Linked DNA regions of Mus musculus: region 2 is linked to region 1. A link is a contact called in ENCODE POLR2A ChIA-PET data. All regions are on one chromosome and are shown on one strand. The core of a region is the stretch at or near the end of the contact, and the rest is flanking DNA. Distances in the headings are between cores, read along the strand shown.

What was found. ChIA-PET counts read pairs that join two places held with the same protein, here RNA polymerase II (POLR2A).
Region 2: POLR2A ChIA-PET joins it to region 1 with 10 read pairs in Patski. The contact joins the promoter of Tbcc here to the promoter of Ptk7 in region 1. POLR2A ChIA-PET finds 5 or more read pairs at or near these places in 3 of 5 experiments (Patski and embryonic stem cell).

What each region holds. Positions count from the first base shown.
Region 1 is chr17:46,628,130-46,630,829 of GRCm38, forward strand. Ptk7 (PTK7 protein tyrosine kinase 7) reads right to left here and starts at 1,375. Exons shown (of 20, transcript NM_175168.4): 1 at 1,139-1,375. The coding sequence starts at 1,193. It overlaps Klc4 (kinesin light chain 4), which reads right to left. Exons shown (of 16, transcript NM_001357130.1): 16 at 2,500-2,700.
Region 2 is chr17:46,889,174-46,891,873 of GRCm38, forward strand. It overlaps Tbcc (tubulin-specific chaperone C), which reads left to right and starts at 1,448. Exons shown (of 1, transcript NM_178385.3): 1 at 1,448-2,700. The coding sequence starts at 1,517. The coding sequence ends at 2,542. It also overlaps a transcript of Bicral not described here.

The DNA.
Region 1 (2,700 bases), core at 125-2,624:
CCGCAGACTGTCTCCCCAAGGAGGGCTGTTTCCGCAGACCACCACTGGTAGTTTTGTCTTGGAAGGTAAGGAGGGAGTCATTTGGACCAGCAGACTGGGTATATGGGTGGCTTGGCGATTTCCGGTTAAGTCACTTACAACACCTTAGTTGTGACCGACTCTCAGGTGTGATCAGCCAGGAAATAAAAGTCTGCGGGACAGGGTGCCCCTTGTTTGCCCTGGAGATGGGGGGGGGGGGCGGGGGGGCCACACCCTCACCAAAGTAGAGAGACCCTTCACGAAAAGCCAGAGTTGGGCGCTCTCTCTCTCTCTCTCTCTCTCTCTCTCTCTCTCTCTCTCTCTCTCTCTCGTTCTATCTCTCTCTTTGCCTTTCTGCCCTTAGGAAGAGAGACAATCCTTTCCTCCGAGAACACGGACACACGGACAGGATGGAAATCCAGGAAACAGCAAAGCAAAGCCCGTCCGCACCTTGGCAAGCCGGCCATGCCCGATTTTGGCAGCGGCCTTCACTCATTAGTCACCACTACAGCCTGGGACCCTCCGCTCCAGGGATACGACCCTGGCACCGAGTAGGCTCAAGGCCTAGTTGGAGGAGAAGATTAGGCACTTCTCAGTCTAACCTGCCCTCACCCGCAGGGCCATCTGGGGTTCCAGCTTTGCCCCGGAACTTGCAGGGAGGGACCCGGGCGCGTCGGGCCGGCATAGGTAACAAAGCTCCGCGCCAGGCGCGCCCCATGTCAGCTCGGACGGGATCGGGAGCCAGGCCTATCCCCCTCATCTGGGCTCCAAGGCCCGGGGCATTCCTGGGTGTCCGCGTCCGCACCTTTTCACGGGATGGGAGGGCACTGCTTCTCCAAAAGGGAGATCTTAGCAGAGCTTGGGAGCCAGCGACTCCGGGCAACGCTCGAGCAAACTCTCGGATCGGGCGGAGAGAACTCACAGCAAACGCGTCCCCGCGCCCCAGTGCACCGTGTCGCCACCGCGTAGGGGGCGTCGCCAACCCAGGATCCTCGAGCCCCTAGCGAGCCTCTCCACCTCCCCAACTGCCCAGCCCACCTCTCCAGGGCCCTTCCAGCCCCCGGGACTCCCGCGCTTCTCAAAGCACAGCTCGGATCCTCCCGGTTCTCGGGGGACTCACCGGCCAGCAGCGGCAGAAGCAGGGCTCTGAGCAGAGTCAGCGGGCGGGCTCCCATCCTGGCGGGCTGCAGACGAGCAGCGAGGTTCAAGGCACACGGCGAGCGGGCGCGCGGACCGGAGCGCGGGGGCCGCCGCAGCAGCTACAGCCCGAGCCCGAGGCGTCCGGAGCTGGAGCCGCGCGCGCCCCGTACATCCAAGCCCTCGAGCGCGCCGCCGCCGCAGCCAAGCCACGCCCCCGACGCCCCCTCCTCTCCGCCTGCACGGCGCCCCGCCCCCTGACGCCCCCTTCCCCGCCGTCGAGGGGAGGAGCTGGCAATAGAAAGAAGGATCTGGGGAATGATGGGGGGGGGGGGGAGCAGCAGTGGCCGTCTTAGGGGAGTGCCGGAGACCTGGGTGTTGTTCCCACCGCCTAATCTATCCACTGGGACGCAAGAGAACCAAAGTGACTCTCAGAACTCCGTTAGGCCCTCTGAACCTACCTGGAGATCTGGAGCAATAGTTTGCCCAGAATTCTCCAAGTTGCTGGAGTTAAGCAACCCAAAGTGCTGCATGAGACAGACCAGCAGGGTGTCTCAGAAGAAGGCAAGGAGGACATAGCCAGGATGTCTCAGAAGACAAGGAGGGCACAGCTGTGGTGCCCGGTGGAACAGATGTAGCCAGGGAGGGGGAGGGGCGTGCGTGACACTGGACAAATCTGAACCCAAGGTAGAAACCCTGGGCTCCAACCCCCAGCGAGAGCTATTAAACAGACATACATCCCAAGTCCATCTCCAAGCAGTCTGGGCTGTGTCAGGGCATGGCCAAATCTCCAGCTGTGGGGAGGCCCAACGCAGCCCTTGTTCCAGGCACCCTCCACCCCCAGCGCCACCACCCCCACATTCTTTCTTTGTTGTGAAAGCAGCAAGGGGTGTGGGAGGCGGGTCAGAAGAAGTCAAGCTTTAGAAGATGGGCCCCAGCTGCTGACAGGCCTCCAGGATATGCAAGAGAGGATGGATAGCGCCTTGTCCCCCTTCTGGCTCTGGAGGGCCCCCCAGGCCTGCTTAGACCTCCCTTCCCCCAAGCAGCTGGGAGGGGGGAAGGAAGCCACAGAGGGCCTCACAGGCAGGAGAAGTGGCGCCAGGACTCCAGGGTCCTGCCACATGGCCACCACATGTCCCTGACAACCCCGTCCACAGCACCTTCTTCTTGTGTGCCTCATTCCCCATCCCCCAGAAGTCTTCCTCCAGGCCCTGCTAAAGAGGGTACAAACACGGAGGGAACCATTGAGCCAAGAATTCAACAGTCCTGCACACTACCACTGCCCTCATCCTTCTAGGAAGGGTCCTGAACAACGTCTTCAATGAAGACTCCGAACACAAAATGTTACCTGGTTCATTTATTAAAGAAACAGTGAAATATGTGGACCTGTAGTGAGGCAGCAGAGGGTAAAAGAGACCAGGGCAAGGCAGCCCAGTTGGCCAGCCCCAAACTGACAGAAGAGCCAGCATCAGGCGCATCCCTGAGGTGCAGACCCACTTTCTCCCACCTTGGGAGCCTCAGTCAGCTACTCTAGAGGACTCCAAA
Region 2 (2,700 bases), core at 198-2,697, 260 kb after region 1:
AAGATTTTGTGCTTGAGGTTTGGATTTTTTTTTTTTTTTTATGGTTAGGAAAGGAGGCAAATGGGACGTGAGGCTTGCAACTCAAGTCTTAATGCCAACTTAATTGAATGGCTCTCGTTTCCTCCCATCTTTATCTGCAGGAAAACGCAGGCATATTGGTAAATTTTCAAATGAGTATTTTGGGCAGTTAAAAAAATCCCAATTAAAAGAACAAAAATGGAGGTTGGCAACAAGGGCGGAGATGGGGCTGAAACCGAGAACTGTATGGGCCACCGAGTCCAGAAGGCACGGTGGCTGAAGGCAGCACGCGAGGATGCCACCCGAGTCCTCGGCGGCCGCCGCCTTGGGCTTCTGCCAGGGACTGCACGGTCTTGGCTGCCCACTCGCACCTCGGGTTGGTCTGGACTTTAGGCTAGGCTCGTTCACTTCCGGTGACAAATCCCTCCCACCACCTCTAGAAATAATGTACCGTTTCCCCATCGCCTTCCTAAAGACCGCCGGCCCTATAGGGAGAAGCGAGGCGCTCCGGCTGAGGGTCTTAGCCCCGCGCGGCCAGCGGTTGCCAGCTGCGCAGGGAGTGGCTGCCACCGCGTCAGGGAGCAAGACGGTGGGGGTGGCATGTCATCCTCCCCCGCCCCCCCTCCGACTGCAGCAATTGGCCATTAAAAAAAATAATCTGTTTTTAGACTCCCCCAGGAACCCCGGAGCCCGCTCCAGCGAGGAACCCAGTCTTTCCCATAGCGGTGATTTGCGCTTTCTTCCCGCCCCAGTAACTGCCCACGGGGACCCAGACGCCCCCAGGCCGCGCCGAGCTGCAGTGGATGGGGGAGGGCAGGAAGGATGAGGGTTACCGGGGCGGCAGGGACCGGCTGAGCAAAGAGGTGATGGAAGGGAAAAGGGAAAGGGAAAAAAAAAGAGAGAGAGAGAAAGAAAGAAAAAAACCCAGAGGCATGCAAGCGGTTCCCTGGCCAGCTGTTCCAGCTGCAGCTTCCTCCGACGCGGTCCGGGAGGTGCAATAACCCCCCCCTCCATCTTTCTCGCACTACCTGTCCCCCACAACACCACAAGCACAGATTCCTCCCCACCACCCTGCAGCAGATCTCCGGCCTGTAAGGGGGTAGCAGGGAGGAGCTGGGGGGAGGGGGAGGCCTGCGAGTTTCTAACCTTGTTCTTATAAACAAACCCACATGTGCAGCTGCCGCTGCTGCAACTCACCCCACAATCCCGGATATAAGTCCTGCCCCTTTAAGAAGAAAAAAAAAAAAAAAAAAAAAGCTTCACCCGACTGCCTCCCACCCCACCCATCCACCAGGACCTTTGTCTCCCCACCCCCTCCTGTCAGCCGGCCCCGCCCTCCTTCCCGCCCCTCCAACGCGAAGAAACCAATAGGCGAGGAGAATATGGAGGGAGCTGACGTCACCGCAGCTGGCCAATCACAGCGCGCGTTGGTGGGAGGCCTCGCGCGGAGAGCGAGCGCTCGGAGGCAAGGCGGCGGGGGAGGAAGCCTGGAGTCAAGATGGAGGGTGTGGACTGCTCCATGGCTCTGGCCGACGCTGCCGCTGGCTCCCCGCGGGACCTGAGCCTGGTGCCCGAGCGACTTCAGAGGCGCGAACAGGAGAGGCAGATAGAGGTGGAGAGACGCAAGCAGAAGCGGCAGGACCAGGAGGTGGAGGAGGAGAAGAGCGGCTTCTTCGCCGCCGCCTTCGCCCGGGAGCGCGCAGCGGTCGAGGAGCTGCTGCGGGGCGAGGCGTCGGCGGAGCGGCTGGAAGAGGCGGCCAACCGGCTCCAGGGCCTGCGGAAGCTCCTGAACGACTCGGTGCTCTTCCTCGCCGCCTACGACCTGCGGCAGGGCCAGGCGGCGTTGGCGCAGCTGCAGGCTGTCCTAACGGAACGTCGCCAGGAGTTGCAGCCCAAGAAGCGCTTCGCCTTCAAGGCACGGAAGAAGGATGCTGCGGGGACCGCCCAGGTAGACGCCGCACCCGTCGCCTCGGCGGCCCCTTCTCCACCGGTGACCAAGGAGGAGGAGGGAGCTCCCGGGGCCAGCTGGGCCTGTGGCTTCTCCAACCTGGAGTCCCAAGACCTGGAGAAGAGAGCTGAAGAGCTGCACCAGCGCGACGTCCTTTTGAGCGACCTGACCAACTGCACTGTCAAACTGTGTGGCAATCCCAACACCTTGCGGCTTGCGAAGGCCCGCGGCTGCAAGGTGCTCTGCGGCCCAGTGACCACCTCTGTGTTTCTGGAGGATTGTCGAGATTGCGTCCTGGCTGTGGCTTGCCAGCAGCTCCGTGTGCACACTACCAAAGACACGCGCGTCTTCTTGCAAGTGACCAGCAGGGCTATCGTGGAGGACTGCAGCGGCATCCAGTTTGCCCCTTACACCTGGAGCTACCCGGGGATCGACAAGGACTTCCAGGACTCCGGTTTAGATAGGAGCAAAAATAACTGGGACCAGGTTGATGATTTCAACTGGCTGGCCCGAAACGTGGCCTCCCCAAACTGGAGTATTCTTCCTGAAGAGGAGAGAGACATCCAGTGGGATTGAGCACTGGCCACACTCAGTGTGATGTCCCATTCGGTTTACCTGATATTGTCTTATGTTTGCGGTGATAGGGGTTAGAAATTGTTGAAACTCCCCTCCTGTGAGTCCTATTAAATTCATAGCAGTGTAACAGACTTTTGCTGGTTTGGCCTTCCCCTGCC